Linked DNA regions of Homo sapiens: region 1 is linked to region 2. Evidence: read pairs that join two places in POLR2A ChIA-PET (ENCODE). Cell type or tissue: endothelial cell of umbilical vein. All regions are shown on one strand. Links, peaks and the distances in the headings refer to the core of each region. The heading gives the core; the rest is flanking DNA. Region 1 overlaps ATRN (attractin). Region 2 has its middle 7.5 kb from the start of MAVS.

The links. ChIA-PET counts read pairs that join two places held together with the same protein. Peaks named below come from ENCODE experiments on the same cell type or tissue, not always from the same donor. Only the 100,000 strongest peaks of a DNase experiment are listed, where the experiment ranks them.
Region 1: POLR2A ChIA-PET joins it to region 2 with 7 read pairs; 2 of 35 experiments call an interaction of 5 or more read pairs at or near these places.

Annotation. Positions count from the first base shown.
Region 1 is chr20:3,611,129-3,615,522 of GRCh38, forward strand. The region is part of intron 24 of ATRN (attractin); the gene reads left to right. Among named protein-coding and RNA genes, the nearest start is that of GFRA4, 50 kb to the right of the region's middle. In endothelial cell of umbilical vein, for the core only: no CTCF peak of the experiment used is centred there; no DNase peak of the experiment used is centred there.
Region 2 is chr20:3,837,105-3,841,498 of GRCh38, forward strand. No RefSeq gene overlaps it. Among named protein-coding and RNA genes, the nearest start is that of MAVS, 7.5 kb to the right of the region's middle. In endothelial cell of umbilical vein, for the core only: no CTCF peak of the experiment used is centred there; a DNase peak (open chromatin) is centred at 2,407.

The DNA.
Region 1 (4,394 bases), core at 72-4,071, 230 kb before region 2:
CAAAACCTTTTTAGACTCGATACTAAAAACGTGATTCATAAAAGGAAAACTTGATAAACTGGACCACATAAAACCAAAAGTTTTTGCTCTGTGAGAAACCCTGTTATGAAGATGAAAAGGCAAGCTATGGACTGGGAGAAAATATTTGCAAACCATATTTCTGGGAAAGCACTTGAATCTAGAATATAATAACTCTCAAAACTCAACAGTAAACAAACGAACAATTCAGTTAGAAAATGGGCAAAAGACATGAATAGACATTTAACCAAAGAGGATATACATATGGCAAATAATGACATAAAAGATGATCGGCATCAATAACCATTAGAGAGGCCAGGTGTGGTTCACACCTGAAATCCCAGCACTTTGGGAGGCCAAGGCAGGCAGATCACCACTTGAGGTCAGGAGTTCAAGACCAGCCTAGCCAACATGGCAAAACCCCGTCTCTACTAAAAATACAAAAATTAGCCAGGCATGGTGGCACATGCCTATAGTCCCAGCTACTCAGGATACTGAGGCAGGAGAATCGCTTGAACCTGGGAGGCAGAGGTTACAGTGAGCTGAGATTGTGCTACTGCACTCCAGCCTGGGCAACGGAATGAGACTGCCTCTCAAAATAAAAATAAAATAACCATTAGAGAAATGCAAATTGAAAGCACAATGAGATAACACTACACACTTATCAAAATGACTAAAATTAAAAATAGTAATAACACCAAATGTTGGAGAGAGTGGGGAAAGATTGGATCACTCATACATTGTTGGTGGGAATATAAGATGGTACAGTCACTCTGGAAAATACTTTGTTTCTTAAAAAACTAATGTTATACTTATCATATAACCCAGCAATTGCATTCCTAGGCATTTATCCTAGAGAAATGAAAACCAGTGTTCTCACAAATCTCTGTACACCCGTGTTTATAGCACTTGAAAGCAATATTTAACAGCTTTATTTATAATAGCCCAAAACTGGAAACAAGCCAAATATTCCTCAACAAATGAATGCTTAAATAAATGATGCTACATACACACCATGGCCTAATACCCAGCAACAAAAAGAAATGAACTGTTGATATACAGAAACACAACAACTTTGATAAATCCCAAGCAAATTTTGCTGATTGAAAAAGAAAATCTTAGAAATTTATATACTGCATGATTGCATTTATATAACATTTGAAAATGAAAATTTTAGATCTTATATACCTATGCACATATTGAATAAGTATCCTGAAGCTTCAAATTTCTCTGACTTCTTAGGACTCTGATCTCTAGACCCTGTTTTAAAGGAGCTTATCTGATTAGGTCAGGCCTACCCACACAGGAGTAGGGAAGATACAGAGCGTGCCCATCAAGAGGTGGAAATCTTGGGGGCATTCTTAGAATTCTCCCTGCTGTAGGCTGCATTTGGAATAGAGCTTGCAGGGGTTTCGGTAGTTTCTCCGATCCGAAAGAGGTTGAGCTCTAGGTTCCAGTCAGTATAATTTCAGTTTGGCAACATCTCCTGACACTATTAAGATATAGATTATATATATTTGTTAGGTTATTTTCATGTAAACACTTGATTAGGGTTCTAGTAAATAAAATTTATTTATTTACTCATTTTAAGTTGAGATTGTTTTTGTACTGACATACCTCTCCATATTCTCAATCTAATTGAACATCGTGCTTTGTTGCTTATAGCTGACAAATGATTAATACTTTTTAGATTCTTAGTGAAAATCTTGACTTATGCTGCTGACACTTTTCCCAGTCTGTGCCTATAAGCAGGCTTTTGTGCTGGAGATGGCCATACTTGTTGCCAATGCCGAGTTTTTTTCCTCCCAGTTCCCTATTGCTCCACCCTCTGAAAGTCACTGAAGTGGTTTTAGAGCTTTCATTCTAGAGGGAGCTCTTCCCCACACTTACTTCTAAGAAGTAATAATTTTAAGTTTCATAATCAAGGAGATGTTGATTTTCTTCCTGGTTTTCTGGTGCTCCTTATCTTTTCTGGATCACTAACTTAAATTAAGATCCACTTATGAATGCTGCATTCAGGAGCACTTGTGAAAATAAACGATGGCATGCCCACCATTTAGTTTGCCAAGCTTTCCTTGAAAACGCAGGTAAGTTCTATTGCAAACGTGTCTTTTTGCTGTTTGGTACAAATGACTGCACTATTCACTGTGACTAGGCCCGTGTCACCGTGTGTTCTCAGTCCTCGCATGAGAGCCTGGTTGACACTGGTTCTCTCTGCTTTGGGGACCGTATCTGGCTGTGCGCTATGTGGAGGGCTGAGCTCGTGTCTTCCTGGGTAAATACATCATGTTCTCAACAAGGGCTGCATGTTTCTTTATTGCTGTTTTTTCCCCAGAGACTTAGCTTTTCTAGGTGTGTAGCATGGCTCTTAAATACACACATTTAGCAACTGTGCAAATTCAGTAAAAATGGAGAGACTTATTTAAGGAAGACAGTAGGGAAATGTCTAAATAGTGCAGTGTAGGCCATTCAGTTAAATTTCAGTATGGCTTTCGATGCAGGCAAAGCCGTTTTGCCTTTGATTCTCATTTTTTAAATTAGATTTTAAAAATTGAGATTCTCCTTTTTTAAATGAGATTTTAAAAATTGAGATTCTCCTTTTTTAAATGAGATTTTAAAAATTGAGATTCTCCTTTTTTAAATGAGATTTTAAAAATTGAGATTCTCCTTTTTTAAATGAGATTTTAAAAATTGAGATTCTCATTTTTTAAATGAGATTTTAAAAATTGAGATTCTCATTTTTTTAAAGCAAAGTAACTGAGGAAATCTAATTCTCTAGTTGGAAATTTGTGTAAGCATTGGGGCTTTAAAAATGGTAATACTAAACTCAAGTTCCTTCACTCTGAACCAATCCCAGGATTCTTTTCCATAATTAGGAACAGATCAAAACCTATAACTGCTGAGGGAATTTGAAACTGACTATAAAAATCTTTGTAGATGCAGCTAAAAAACAAACAAAACCCACAGACTGAAAAGTCCTGTTTCTGGGAGGGTGGCGGGTGTGTTGGGGCCGGTTGTGCCTGTTTTTTGATTGGTTGTTCCTGTGGGTGAGCACCCTTCCCTCTGCCCCTGCTTTCTGAAAGCTATCCTAGTTGTTCTCCCCAGTAAGCCGGGGCTCAGCCGGCTTCAGCTATGTCCATAGTTTGGGGGCGTGGGCGGTAGGTATTCAAGATAGAAGATGGTTGGACAGAAAGTGTGTGAGGTGGGAAGGTGGAGTGGTGAGGCTCTGGCTCGTTCCCGACTCTGCAACAGAGGTTGTTACTGTAATGTGGAGCTAATATAGAAGTCTGCGTGCTGGGTGTTTCATCTACTGTTTTATGTAAGAGGCCAGTGTTCACAAGTAAAGGCAACACAGAATTGGTATTGAGAACTGGGCATTCATTTAGATTTTAGAGTTCTGTTTATGGGTGCTAACAGGATCGCTATACTGAGCAAGGGATGTGTGAAACTTTTGTTCACTTGGATGTGCTTTTTTTCTTATAACAGCTTTATTGAGACATCATTTACATACCATACAGTTCGCTCATTTAAAGTACACAATTCAGTGGTTTTCAGTGTATTCACAGAAGCGTGCAGCCACCCGTCACTACAGCCAATTTTAGAATATTTTCACCACTTCCAGAAGAAGCCCCTAGCAGTCAGTCCTCATTCCCCCCTCTTCCGGCAACCCCCAGTCTGTATTTCCTGTCTCTGTGGATTTGCCTATTCTGGACATTTTATATAAATTGAGTCACATGATATGCTCTCACTTAGCATACTGTTTTCAAGGTTCACCCGTGTTTAGTATGTTTCAGTACTTATTCCTTGTCATAGCTGAATAATCTTCCTTATATGTATATACCACGTTTTGTTTATCCATTTTTCTATCGATGGATGCTTGGGTGGTTTTCACTCTTTGGCTATTATGAATAGTGTCAGATATACTTTTAATGTTTATATTTATTGTATAATAACAGTGCATATCCGTACCTCCTGGTGTTAATTGTCTGTATCTTAAGAGTTTTAAGAATTATATGGTTGTGCTGTAATTCTAGCACTTAGGGAGGCCGAGGCGGGCAGATCGCTTTAGCTCAGGAGTTTGAGACCAGGCTGGGCAACATAGTAAAACCCTGTCTCTACTAAAGTACAAAAAATTAGCTGGGCGTGGTGAAGTGTTCCTGTAGTCCCAGCTACTTGCAAGGCTGAGGCACAAGAATCACTTGAACCCAGGAGGCAGATGTTGCAGCGAGCCAAGATTGCACCACTGTACTGCAGCCTGAGCGACAGAGCAAGACTCCTGTCTCCAAAAAAAAAAAAAATTTTTCTTTATGATGAAACCCACAAGGCTGTACAAGAACCTTAAATATAGTTTGAAACAAAGAAAGACACATGCTTTT
Region 2 (4,394 bases), core at 164-4,163:
AGGCCGAGGCAAAAGGATCGCTTGAAGCCAGGAGTTTGAGAGCAGCCTGGGCAACAAAGCGAGATCCTATCTTAATAAAATTGTATTTTTAAAAGCTTTTTTTTTTTCTTTTTTTGAGATGAGGTCTCACTCTGTTGCCCAGGCTGGGGTGCAATGGCATGATCTCGCCTCACTGCAACCTCTGCCTCCCAGGCTCAGGCAATTTTCCCACCTCGGCCCCTCAGGCTTCCGAGTAGCTGGGACCACCGGCATGTGCCACCAAGCCTGGCTAATTTTCTTTTCTTTTTCTTTCTTTTTTCTTTTTTTTTTTTGTGAGACGGAGTTTCGCTTTTGTTGCCCAGGCTGGAGTGCAATGGCGCTATCTCGGCTCACCGCAATCTCCGCCTCTCGGGTTCAAGCGATTCTTCTGCCTCAGCCTCCTGAGTAGCTGGAATTACAGGCATTGCCTGACTAATTTTGTATTTTTAGTAGAGATGGGGTTTCTCCATGTTGGTCAGGCTGGTCTCGAACTCCCGACCTCAGGTTATCCGCCCACCTTGGCCTCCCAAAGTGCTGGGATTACAGGTGTGAGCCACCATGCCTGGCCCTAGCTAATTTTCTTTTTGTACTTTTGGTAGAGACAGGGTTTTGCCATGTTGCCCAGGCTGGTCTCAAACTTCTAAGCTCAAGTAATCTGCCTGCCTCGGCCTCCCAAAGTGCTGGGATTACAGGGGTGAGTCTCTGCACCCAGCCAAAAAGAGCTTTTTTCTTTTCTTTTCTTTTTTTGGAGAGATGGGATCTCTCTCTTTTGCCCAGGCTGGAACTCTTCAGCTCAAGCAATCCTCCGGCCTCATCCTCCTGTGTAGCTGGGGCTACATTCCTTTTCATTTTTTTTAATTAAAAAATTGTGGGGTTTTTTTTGGCCAGGCACAATGGCTCACGCCTGTAATCCCAGCATTTTGGGAGGCTGAGGCGGGTGGATCACCTGAGGTCAGGAGTTGGAGACCAGCCTGGCCAACATGGTGAAACACTGTCTCTACTAAAAATACAAAAATTAGCCAGGCGTGGTGGTGCATGCCTGTAATCCCAGCTACTAGGGAGGCTGAGGCAGGAGAATTGCTTGAACTCAGGATGCGGAGGTTGCAGTGAGCCGAAATTGCGCCACCGCACTCCAGCCTGGGCGACAAGAGCAAGACTCGATCCTAAAAAAAAAGAAAATTGTTGTTTTTTTCTTTTTTATTGTAAAATATACCTAACATTAAAAAGACCATTTAACCATTTTTAAGTGTAGAATCTGGTGGCATTAAGCACATTCACAATGTTATGTCCATTATTTTTATTTTATTTTTTATTTTTGAGACAAAGTCTCGCTCTTGTCACGCGGGCTGGAGTGCAATGGCGCAATCTTGGCTCACTGCAACCTCCACCTCCTGGGTTCAAGTGATTCTCCTGCCTCAGTCTCCCGAGTAGCTGGGATTATAGGCGCCTGCCATCACGCCTGGCTAATTTTTTTATTTTTAGTGGAGATGGAGTTTCACCATATTAGCCAGGCTGGTCTCGAACCCCTGACCTCAGGTGATCCACCCGCCTCAGCCTCCCAAAGTGCTGGGATTACAGGTGTGAGCCACCGTGCCCGGCCAATGTTGTGTCCATTTCTAAAATTTTTTTTTATCGTTTGAAACAGAAACTCCGCAGCCATCAGGCACTCACTGCCCACACTTCCTTCTTTGCTCTCTGACCACTCGCGCCCCATTTCATTCCTGTTCATTTCTCATTTCCTTCTTATACTGACCAGTTCAGGTCTTCCCTCTCCCATCAGCTTGGTTCCAGGCCTACCTTTTGATATCATAGCTGTGCCCACTAAAAAAAGAGAAAGAAAAATGCAGACCTGAAGCTCCACCGTTAGCATCTCAAAGCATGTTTTCAACTCCGCTTTGAAATTACAGACTCAAGGAACACGATGAAACTCGTGGGCAAGACCTCCTTCCCCACTGATGTCTGTCTGTTCTGAAGGGGGCCACAGAAAGACATATCCTTCTGGAGATGAATTATGCATTTTCCTTAAGAGGCACATAGAGCTTTACCAACTTTTTCAACAACGTTCCCCCGCTACATAGTCTTTCTTTTGTGTTATTTAGTTTACCATTTCTTTTTTCCATCTTGTTATAACCTCCACGAGTTGTGTCTCTTTTGTTTTCTACATTATACCCAACGGCTAGCACATAACAGGCACCCAATATATACTGAACGAACTAAGGAATGAATGAAGGAATGAATGAATAGGTGGCTTATAGGAAACCCCTGGGGCCAGGGACTCTGCAACATCACCATGTAACTTTTTCTTTGTGCTGAGAAGCAGAGAGAAACAATAGAAGATATCTCTTAATCTCTCAAGGATGCTACTCCCAGGACTGCTTGCAATTTCCGAGGAGATAAGCCACAAGTTACAGAAAGGAAGCAGCTGTGTAGGGCCTGCAAGTTTCCTGCTGCAAGTCACCCTATGTTCAGAAGTTACCCTGGCTGGGCCAGGCATGGTGGCTCACGCCTGTAATCCCAGCACTCTGGGGAGGCTGAGGCAGGTGGATTGCTTGAGTCCAGGAGTTTGAGACCAGCCTGGGCAACATGGAGAAACCCCATCTATACAAAAAATTAGCTGGGTGTGGTGGCATGAGCCTGTAGTCCCAGCTACTTGGGAGGCTGAGGTGGAAGAATCACCTGAGCCCAGGGGGTCAAGGCTGTAGTAAGCCAAGATCACGCCACTGCACTCCAGCCTGGGCAACCAGAGTGAGACCCTGTCTCGAAAAAAAAAAAAAAAAAAAGAAGGAAGGAAGGAGAAAGAGAAAGAGAGAAAAGAAAAAAAAGAAAAAGTTACTCTGACTTTCTACACTGCTTTTAATGAATAGAAATTTATCTTTCCCCTCAGTGTTCTGGAAGAGTTTACAAATATGATTGAGGGGCTGGGCACCGTGGCTCACGCCTGTAATCCCAACACTTTCGGAGGCTAAGGCAGGCAGATCACCTGAGGTCAGGAGTTCGAGACCAGCCTGGCCAACATGGTGAAACCCCGTTTCTACTAAAAATAAAAAATTAGCTGGGTGTAGTGGCGCACACCTGTAATCCCAGCTAATTGGGAGGCTGAAACACAAGAATTACTTGAACCCAGGAGGCGGAGGTTGCAGTGAGCCACAGTCGTCCCACTGCACTCCAGTCGCTGCACTCTCGCCAAAAACAAAAACAAATAAATATGATTGAGTATTACCATAGGCTCTGGTTCCTGCCCTGAGGGAAGGTGAGTTAAAAAGCAGTCAGAGGCCGGGCATGGTGACTCACGCCTGTAATCCCAGCACTTTGGGAGGCTAAGGCAGGAGGATAGCCTGAGGTCAGGAGTTTCAGACCAGCCTGGCCAACATGGTGAAACCCTGTCTCTCCTAAAAATACAAAATTGGCCGGATGTGGTGGTGCACACCTGTAATCCCAGCTACTCAGAGCCTGAGGCAGGAAAATTGCTTGAACCCAGGAAGTGGAGGTTGGAGGTGGAGGTTGCAGTTAGATGAGATCGTGCCATTGCACTTCAGCCTGGGCTAAAAGAGTCTCAAAAAAAAAAAAGCAGTCAAAGCAGTAAGAGGTCTAATGTGCTTCAAAACTGTAGTTTCAGCACTTTGGGAATCCAAAGTGGGAGGACTGCTGGAGCCCAGGAGTTTGGGACCAGCCTGTGTAACATAGCAAGACCCTGTCTCTACAAAAAATAAATTTAAAAAGAGCCAGTGGTGGCCGGGCGCGGTGGCTCATGCCTGTAATCCCAGTACTTTGGGAGGCCGAGGCGGGCGGATCACGAGGTCAGGAGATCGAGACCATCCTGGCTAACACGGTGAAACCCATCTCTACTAAAAATACAAAAAATTAGCCGGGCATAGTGGCAGGTGCCTGTAGTCCCAGCTACTCGGGAGGCTGAGGCAGGAGAATGGCATAAACCTGGGAGGCAGAGCATGCAGTGAGCCAAGATAGCGCCACTGCACTCCAGCCTGGGTGACAGAGCGAGACGCCGCCTCAAAAAAAAAAAAAAAAAGGCCAGTGGTATGTGCTTGTCGTCCTAGCTACTTGTGAGGCTGAGGCGGGAGGATCAGTAGCTCAGAAGGAACTCCAGAACTGAGTTCTGAACAAGTGAAGCTTCAGATGCAGTGATGCGATCATGGCTCACTGCAACCTCCACCTCGACCTCCTGGGCTCAATTGATCCTCCCGCCTCAGCCTCCCAGGTAGCCGAGACTAGAGGAGCGTGCCACCATGCCTGGCTAATTTTTTGTACTTTTCATAGAGATAGGGTTTTGCCATGTTGCCCAGGGTGGTCTCTGATTCCTGGGCTCAAGCAATTCTCCTGCTTCAATCTGCCAAAATGCTGGGATTACAGGTGTGAGC